Linked DNA regions of Homo sapiens: region 1 is linked to region 2. The links are chromatin loops, found by intact Hi-C in ENCODE. Cell type or tissue: heart left ventricle. All regions are shown on one strand.

Region 1 (5,000 bases), 95 kb before region 2:
TTGTTGATGCCCCTCTTGTTAGGTCTTTGCCCCTCAATTTGTTCTGAGCATGCACTAGAACTGTAAGGGACCTTGTTTGTAACGTGGGTTCTGTCTAAAGTATGGCTCACATTTGTGATGTGAGAGAGTCTTTGATGTTCTATTTTGGTCACAGGTGCATGTGTTTGCTTTTGTTGGTATGTTTTCTTTCTTTCTTTTTTTTTTTTTTTTTGAGTTGGAGTCTCACTCAGTCGCCCAGGCCGGAGTGCAGTGGCGCGATCTGGGCTCACTGCAAGCTCCGCCTCCTGGGTTCACGCCATTCTCTCGCCTCAGCCTCCCAAGTAGCTGGGACTACAGGCACCCACCACCACGCCCGGCTAATTTTTTGTATTTTTAGTAGAGACGGGGTTTCACAGTATGTTTTATTACAGCTTTCTTTTCTAGGGTAAGTTTGGGAGCCCCAGAACATGGAAAACTCTTGACTAAGCCCTGAAATATCCTGGGTTCCTCTGATCCTCAGAACAACCCAGTGAGTTGACAGTGCTTTTAGCCTCATCTTCTTAAAAGGAAACAGAGGAGGCCGGGTGCTGTGGCTCACACTTGTAATCCCAGCACTTTGGGAAGCCGAGGCAGGCGGATTGCTTGAGGCCAAGAATTCAAAATGAGCCTGGCCAACATGGCAAAACCCGATCTCTACGAAAAATGCAAAAATGAGCTGGGCATGGTGGCGCATGCTTGTAATCCCAACTGCTCAGGAGGCTGGGGCACAAGAATTGCTTGAACTTGCTTGAACCTGGGAGGTGAAAGTTGAAAAAAACTGCTAGTAGTGATGGGGCATATGAGGAGTGGAGGATAAACTATAGGAGGTGAAAGTTTAAATGAGTTTGGAATGGTTTGGTTGGGGCAGATGTTGAGGAGCCTCAAAGTATCCTGTATCTTATAGGCCAGCACTTCCTGAAAACTTTCCTAAAGTAGGATTTCTGCTAAAGTAGGATTTCTGCCAGATAATTATTGTTGTGGGGGCTGTCCTGTTTATTGTAGGATGTTTAGCAGTATCCCTGGGCTCTACCCAGTAGATGCTAGTAGCTCCCCCTATCCTCCCCCGGTTGTGAAAACCAGAAATGTCTGCAGACATTGTTCCCAAATGTCCTTTGGGAACAAACTTGCATGTGGTTGAGAACCACTGCTCTGAAATAAAGCAAGATAGGAAACTTCTACCCCTCAGTAAGCAAAGTGCCCATGGTGACCCTTGAAAAGGTACATAGGCTTGAAGCTTTTTCGACATCCCAGGGCTAATAGGTAGATGTTTTCTCTAGTATGTGTTTTGCTTTATTCTCTAATATATGTGTTGATCTTAAATATAAAAATATTTTAAGTTGCATTTACATCAAGTGCTGCTGTAGGGCAGGCTTTACACACTCAAGTGCCAGGCAGGGCAGGTTAAATAGATGAAGTAGACTAGGAGGTTTGATTTGTTTTTGTTGAAAAATAAGTGGTGTTAATTTTGGAAGGCAGTAGCCAAACAGGGAGGCTGACCGCATTTCTAGTTCATTGTCGCCATGGCTGCTGCGGGCCTTGGGAAATTCAGAAACACATTTTTATATCAAACCCATTCATATTTAAAACAGGCCCAAATGAGGGGGTGTAAGGGAGACTGCAAATCAAACAAAATGTGTCTATAGCCCCTGGAGCTGCACTTACTGTGTTTTCAAGTTCCTGCTGGCACGTCCCCTGCCACCCACGCTCTGGATTTCCCTGTGTGAGAAGCAGGGCTGAAAGACTGAGCCAGGGATACTGTGTAGATATGGTCAGATCACCTGTAGTAGTTGCAAGGATCCATTGCCGCACAGGCATGTTAATACCCCGGAAATCCCAGGGACCTCTATGCTGCCTCAGCAGCAGCTCTCAGTCAGTCCCACAAACTAGGTTTATGCATTGTTGCCCCTCAATGCCACTGTCATTGCACTTAAAAAAAAATCATACAGTCCTTGTTTTCAGATCTCCTCAGGGTCTTGGTGGCTCTCATCTGAATATACACTTAATTGCTCTTTCTTCTCAAATTAAGGAATCCAGAATTCAACTTACTGAAGGAGGGGTGACCTCCTCATTCATTTCCTTATATGGCCTCTGTTACTATACCCTAAGATTGCAGAGTGTCATGCTACAGCACGCTTCATTCTCAATGAATTTAGTGTGAACTAGAATTCCTAAATCTCTTTAATATGTTATGCTACTATGCTGTATTTCTTTCCTACACTTGTAATTATTTTTCACATGCCTGGGGATGGCAATGACTCAAGAGAGGTTGAAGTTTGTAAAGCTGTTAGTTCCTCTCAATGCTCCTAGACTGCTGAGTTTTAAAATATGCTCACTTTTGAGAATAATGATTCTCTTTCTTACCTTTTTGTCAGCTGTCAGTTCTTGCTGATATCTGTGTAGCTTTCTCTAGCCTTTCAATCTGCTACTTCTAATCTCCTGTTGGTTGGGACATCATGTGTCCAGGAATTTTAGAATCATGTAACCAGGATTTTAAGAATTTCAAACAAGATAGATGGTCTCTGCCTGTGGACCCTTGTTAGGAAGTCAAGTGTTCATGCCTTCTTTGCTGGTCAGAACAATTTGTATGGTGTGTGTGTGTGTGTTTGCAGTTTTCAGGTCCATAGAGTTGTTTCCTCTAGGGCTTGTGTCTTGTTAAGATTTGACTGCATAAAGTAAGTCCACTCCCATTTACAACTCTCCTTCCTCACCCTCTCAACCCCTCTGATTACTAGAGAATTGGGACCTCATGTTAGAGACAGCTTAGATAGTCAGGATCCAAAGTTGGATGAATTCAACCCCTTATGCCCACTCTCTCTTCATTAAGTTGATGTTTGAACCATCGTGCAGAGGCTGTCTCCACGTGGAGTGGCCTAACGTGGTGTGGTTGTTCATTATCCTTCAGGATTTCCCCAGCTTCCCTGGTGCCTTTGCAGCCTTTTCTCTCTTGACCCTTTCAGTTAAAAGGTGGAGGAGATAAGATTTGGGTTTGTAGACAAATACAAAGTTACTCTCAGGCTAACATTTTCTTTACTTCTCCCACTGCACAGTGTGTGTCATGAGTACTTTATACAAAGTTAAGGTGGTTTGCCCATCTATTTCAGTTGGTAATTATAGAATTGGAGATGCGAAGTTGAAGCTGTTAGCCTTCTAACATACCTCCATCAGTGGACTCTAAGGATTTTACCCAGAAGTTCTATGTTCTACAGTTTCAGACTTAACCACTTTACTTATACCTGTCCATCTCTTCTTTTGATATTTTTAATAAAAATAATCCTTGTTGACCTCTGTTCCTATAGGGTTATAGAAACCAAACTGCTATAAGCTGGGCGTGGTTGTGCACACCTATAATCCTAGCACTTTGAGAGGCTGAGGCAGGAGGATTGCTTGATCCCAGGAGACTGCAGTGAGCCATGATCTCAGCACTGAGCACCAGAACAAGACTCTGTCTCCAAAAAAAAAAAAAAAAAACAAAAAACGAAGAAAGAAACTAAATTGCTATGTGGGAAAAGTGTGCTATTCCATAGATCAGCAAAGTAAAGTTTTACAAGTTGGTCTAATTTTTCTTCCAGCATCTTTCTAACCCATCCAAACCAGAAAAAATAAGTTATGCTTAGCATATGGAAAACCAGTTGAGTTTCAGGGAGGGTAGGTGGCAAAGAATCAGATGCTGATGTAGCTCTTTTAGACTATCTTAAATAGAAACAGAGCTTTGGGTTAAGGACCTGAGTTATCCCATTATGTTCTGTCAGAATATCGATATTATCCAAATCCGTCTCAACAAATGCATGGTGCTAATAAGTGGGAAAACAATCTTATAAGAGCAAATTCTAATGTTAAGAGATTACAGTTCTTTTGAGATCACTTTAAAAATTAAATGCCAGCTGTCTCCCCTAATGAGCTTTAGAGGGGAATAAAAATTGATTTTGGCATCAGACATTTCATTTTACTTACCAGCATTGTGATTTTGGATCCTCTAAGCTCTTTGGGCTTCAGTTTGCACAACCGAAAAATTGCATGGGGAATTGTGAAGATGGGTGGGGGCGGGCAGAGGAGGGAGGAGAGCAGCAGTCATGTGGAAAGGGCTAATGGGTGTCAGCCCTCTATTCCTTTGGCCCCCTTTCTCCCCACAAGTCTTGCTTCAGACAGAACCTAGAGAATTCTGACCATTTGCCCCTGCTAGTCATGTTTTCCAGCTAGTTCCCATCCCTCTGGACTGGTCCCATTTGCCCCTGGTGCTCTTGAGATGGGCTGTTTGGGTCTGCACACTTCTCCAGATGCCCAACTCTCTCTGCGTATGAGACTCTCATCCTGCTGTGTGCTAGATACAGTATTCCAATTAATGCAGCTGAGGGGGGATTGTAATTTGATGCAGCCAATGAATGTCCCCTTCCAGGCTTATTTGGAACCAAAACCCTTGGGAGGGGGATGTTTGGGGGAGGGAGGTAGCTGACTTTGTCACCATGTTTCCATTAGAGGCCATAATACCAATCCACACTCCTTTCTTCTGAGACAAGAAAGAATGTTTTTAAGAGGAGTCTGACAAATTTTCTCTGACCTGGTACCTGAAGGAAGAAAAGATAGATTTGAATTAAGTTGCACATATTGAAAAAGCTAAAATTTAGAGAAGCTTATTAAAAGACATTTCTCTGTCTCCTTCCCCTCCACACACAAACACACACGCACACACAGCTTAGATTTTCCAGACCTCTCTGGTGTGAATCAGAGCTCTTGTCTTAGGAGTATAAGGGAGCTGACCTTTTAAATCAATTACACTGAGGAGCAGATGGGGCCGCTGAGAGATCTGGAGCCCCCACTGCGTGAGGCGTATCATCTGGCAGCCACGGACCTGGTATAAATCCTATCATGTTTCCATTTAAGGTGCTCTGCCCACCTGGACACCCTCCCCAGCTCTCATTCTTCCTCCCTGTTGAAATCCTTCTCCCAAACTTAGCTCAAATGCCTTCTCTCCAAGAAAATCTTCC
Region 2 (5,000 bases):
GTGTTTTGCATTACTTTTAATTTATTTAAATGTTACTCTGCTGTCGCCTTCTCTTATGTTTTTCTCCTCAGCACTCTGATTTTAAGGTTTGTCCATATGGCTGTGTGTACATCTGGTCCTGTGTGTCTAAGGACATCTAGCATTCTATAGTGACCCACCTATTGCATTTACAGCAGCTGACAATCAAATTGCTTCCCATTTCCCATGACCACAAACAATGCTCCGGGGCATAGTCCCTTGCACATGTCTCCTCCGGCCTGGTGGGAATTACTCAGGATCACATGTCCAGGAGTGAAACTGCTGAGTCTCAGAGTGTGTATAGTCTTGCTTTGACCAAGTACCCCAGGGCAGCTTTTGGGAAATCTGGCCAGCCCATCCGCCCAACAGCAGCAAAGGAGTATTTCACCACCTACGTCAGTGTCAGCTCTTGTACTTTCATTGTTTCTTTCATCTCATTCTTTTTCTCAGGTTTAATTTTCTTTGGTACTGAAAATCATGTATTCTTAGGAAATTCTTTCAGCAAAGATCTATAGGTGATAGATTCTTAATCTTTGAGAGGGTCTTTATTTTTGCCCACACTCTTGATAATAGCTGTGTAATCTCCTGTGGCTGCTGTAACAAATTATCATGAACTTAGTGACTTAAGACAACACAAATTTATCATCTTACAGTCCTAGGGGGTCAGAAGTCCAAAATGCATCTCATTCACTAAAATGAAAGTGTCGGCAAGGCTGCATCTCTCTGGAGGCTGGAGGGGAGAATATACTTCCTTGTCGCTTCCAGCATCTAGAGGGAGCCTGCATCCTTTGAGTATGCCCCTTCCTTCATCTCCCAAGCCAGCAGCATAGCATCTTCAGAGCTCTAACTCTGGCACTCCTGCTTCCCTCTTAGAGGGGTCTTGTGACTTCTGAGTCCACCTAGATGATCCATGATACTCTACCCATCTCAGTTCCCTTTTGCCGTACAAGGCTACATTTACATTTCTCGGGGTTTAGGGCGTGGATGCCTTTGGGGGCCATCATTCAGCCTACCACAATATTCTAAGTAGGCATTAGATTTTAAGGTGATAGGTTTTTTAGTGGCATTCAATAGATTTTATTGAGACTGTGTCAGTCCCTGTTGAAGGTGTTGGCAATGCAGTAGTGAATGAAACAGAACAACACCCACAGACCCACAGAACCTGAGATGCCTCTATCCCATGAGAAGGCAGTGTGTGTGTGTGTGTTTGTGTGGTGTGTGTGTGTGTGTGTGTCTGAGTCTCATTGCATCACCCAGGCTGGAGTCCAGTGGTGTGATCCTCCTAGCCCACCATGGCCTTGACCTGCCAGGCTCAAGCAATCCTCCCACCTCAGCCTCCTGAGTAGCTGGGACTACTGGCTCACGCACCACTCCTGGCTGATTCGTTGTTGTTGTTGTTGTAGAGACAGGGTCTTGCGCTATTGCCCAGGCTGGTCTCAAACTCCTGGGGTCAAGCAACCTTCCCACCTTGGCCTCCCAAAGTGTTGGGATTACCACCAAAGCCACCGTGCCTAGCCCCACAAGAAGGCTTTTAAGATTTGGTGTCTATTTTTGTTTCATTATTTCTTAATCTTAAGGAAATTATTCCCCTTATCTCTTTAAGGTTCCTCAGTGTACCTATTGTGATGTGGTTTACCAGTTGCTTTATTTTCATTTCCCCTAGGGTGAATTCAGCTCCTGATTCAGACTGCTGGCTCTCTTGTTTTATCTTTTGCTCTCTGTAGTTGTCCTCACTCTGTGTCTGGCAGCTTTGTGGACCTGGGCTCCCAGTCATGGGAAGCCTAAGTCTCCTGTTCTCTCTTGATACTGGGCGATTTACAAATTAGGCAGTTTCTGAGGCAGTGGGTGGCCTGGCAAAATCCAAACCAGTTTCCAGTGTTCATGTCAAGTTTGGAGTCCCACAGTATGCAGATAGTATAAATTTGGACCTCACACCCAAAGGTGCCACTGGTCTGGGGTTTTGGTTTCTGAAGGTTGACTCCGCTGCACAGCCTCAGGATTCCTTCTGTGGACAGCACTTTCAGCTTTTCACCTATGGGTCGAGCAGAGAGGCTCCAGGCGTGAGGCAGAGGGATCAGCTCAAGCAGCTAGACTAGCAGGCGCCCTCCATCTCCTCCCTCCCACGCTCTCATTCTGTGCCCTGCTCACAGCCCCTGGGCTTGCGGTGGCACCACCTCCTGGCAACTCCTTCAGCCTTCTTTCTCATTTCTGGCATCTGGAGATTTTGCTGTCTTTTGACCTTGGCAATGAATTTATTTCTCATTGTTCCTTTTTTAATGCAGGATTTCTATGCATTTTTAATAGGAGCACCTGTTGACTTTAGCTGAAGCTGTCATATGCCGGGAAGTTTCAATTGTTGTGTACAGTTACATAGCTGCAACCTCTGTTAACCTCTGAAAGCCTCTGTTCTCATTCTTGTCCTTCCTGCTCTCTGCCAAAGCTGAATTAGAGTCTGCCATCGTCCTTCTGGGTAGACTGGCTGCCTCTCTTTGTATACATTATAGACTTTTTTTATTCTGTGTCTTTCATCAGTGCTCTTCTTTTCACTTGGCCGTTGAGGAACGTGTCCAAATTTTGTTTCGGCCAATGCCCCAGGCACATTCTTATCTCCGTTGTGGTTTTAATCCTTTTTTATTTTGTACTATTATTTATTGAGGTCTCTAGAGTTGGAAGAAAACAATGTGTTCTTCAGTCTACTGTCTTCAAAGAGAGCTCAACTGAGCTGTCAGTGCTGCTGTGTAAGCTTCCTTTTTTTTTTTCTTTTTTGGTCCTAGGTCAGCCTCCTTTCTCATTTCTGACATTCCCCCCTCATGCCTAGCAGAGAAAATAGAAGCCATCAGATGGGAGTCCCTGTTTCGCATCTTCCCCTGACAGTCTGCAAATCACGTTTGTTATTGCCCGTCCTCACCTCCTTTCCTTTTCTCCCCGAGAAAAAGGTGTCCCCATCTCCCTGTCCTCCACTGACCCTCCACTCCTGCCAGCTCCACACAGGCACTCTGCCCACCACACTGCCACACCTCCTTCCTGGACCTTATCCATGCCCAGCATTCCTAAATCTATCTATCCAGTTCTAATTGCTTTCCTTCAGACTTACATCTCTAATTGTTGACTGATAAGCCCTCTCTTACATACCCAGTTGTTTTCTCAAATTCAGCATGTCCAAAGCTGATATCATTGTCAGCTCCGGACATTGTCAGCTCTGGTCATTTCTTTCCGAAAAGATCAGCTTCTCTTTATGTTTTTCTTTCTCATTGCTAAGTAACTCCATGATCCACTGAATCACCCCAGCTACAAGTTTGGGTGTTTTGTTTGTTTTTTCACCTCCTTGAATATTTTTAGAACTGCACTGATGGGTACAGTAGCTACTAGCCACATACAACCATTTAGATTTGAATTTAAATAAAGTAAAATACAATACAATTAAAAATTCAGTTCCTTGAGTACACCAGGCACATTGCAAGTGCTTACAGCCACGTGTGGCACCAGGCTACCATAGCAGATAGTGCCACTCTAGAACATTTCCGTCTGTACAGGAAGTTCTGTTGGATAGTACTGGTCTAGAGTGTATTTTGCCATCCTTATTCCCACTTCGCTGACTGTATTTGAGCCCTCATAATTTCCTATCTGAACCATCAGTAGAGCTCTTGGCTCACCAACTTTTTCTTCCTTACTTCAGTCCATTTTCTCCTCTAATCAAATGATTTTTACAAAACCCTTGAAGAAATACCAGAGGGTAACAACTGCAACCTTTTAATGTCATTTCCCTACTTGAACCTTCCAGAGTCTCCCCATTATCTTTTCCTCTTTATTTGCTTGTTGAACAGTTCAGCCTTCAAGATTGAGTTCTAGCGTTGCCTGCTCTAGGAAGGCAGAGGCCAGCCAGGTTTCTTCTTCTGCACTTTGACACTCCTTGTTGATACCCCTCTTTCAGAGCATGTTTCCCATCATAATGTTTACCAGACACGCAGTAACTTCAGGAGAAGTGAAAAAACAGCCTCTCAGGTCATGTTCTGGTGTTGAGGAACCCCAGTTGAGAAAGGCTGTGAAGGGTGCTGAATGATGTTCCCGCAAGTGTCAGTCCCTGCCTCAGGTTAGCCCTGGTTCTTGGCTATCTCTTGACTCCAAAATATATATTTTGTAGAGAGAAACATAATTCCTTCAATAAAAATAGCCGTGTGCAGTGGCATGCCCCTGTAGTCCCAGCCACTTGGGAGGCTAAAACGGGAAAATCTCTTGAGCCCATGAGATTGAGGCCAGCTTGGGCAACACAACATAGTGAGACCGTGTCTCAAAAAAATAAGTCTTCAATGAAGAAGGAGTATTTGGATTACTACAAACTCTCATAGTTCTGGAGTCTAGGAGTCCAAACTCAAGGTGTTAGCAGAGCCACACTCCCTCAAAGGGCTTTGAAAGAGAATCCTTCCTTGCCTCTTCGAACTTCTGATAGCTCTTGGTGCTCTTTGACTTGTGTCCAATCTCTGCTTTCATCTTCACAGGACCTTCTTCCCTGTGTCTCTCTGTCTTTGTCTTAAATATCCCTTCCTTTTCTGTTAAAAGAACACCAGTCATTGCACATAGGGCCCACCCAAATCAGATTATCTTGCCTTGAGATCGTTAATTTAGTTATATCTACAAAGACCCTATTTTGAGATGCGGTCACATTCACGGGTACTGAGGATTCAAATTTGGACATATCTTTTGGGGGAGACATAATCCAACCCACTACAATGGGTGAGAATAAAAGTGAGAACTCTATTAACTATGTTTCTGCCTCTTTCCGAAGCCATGCCTAAGCTGACTCAGCATATTGGCTTTAGCCTTAGTTTCTTGCATTTATTCCTGTAAATTAAGATTCTCACTCTCAAATCAAAAGAAGGGGGAGAAGGCCACTTAACCAGCTGTCTTTCTTTCCCTGACAGGCACACTGCACTCCCTTCAGCTGGGTTTGTTTCCACTGGCTAGCAACTATCATTAAATAATAA

Evidence for each region. A loop is a pair of places that touch in the nucleus more often than their neighbours do. Peaks named below come from ENCODE experiments on the same cell type or tissue, not always from the same donor. Only the 100,000 strongest peaks of a DNase experiment are listed, where the experiment ranks them.
Region 1: it touches region 2 in a loop (1.9-fold over the local background); 1 of 110 quality-filtered maps calls a loop at or near these places.

What each region holds. Positions count from the first base shown.
Region 1 is chr5:113,182,966-113,187,965 of GRCh38, reverse strand. The region is part of intron 3 of MCC (MCC regulator of Wnt signaling pathway); the gene reads left to right. Among named protein-coding and RNA genes, the nearest start is that of DCP2, 210 kb to the right of the region's middle. In heart left ventricle, no CTCF peak of the experiment used is centred here; no DNase peak of the experiment used is centred here.
Region 2 is chr5:113,088,136-113,093,135 of GRCh38, reverse strand. All of the region lies in intron 8 of MCC (MCC regulator of Wnt signaling pathway), which reads left to right. Among named protein-coding and RNA genes, the nearest start is that of DCP2, 110 kb to the right of the region's middle. In heart left ventricle, a CTCF peak has its summit at 2,186 (motif pointing left); a DNase peak (open chromatin) is centred at 3,005; H3K27ac peaks cover 2,434 bases.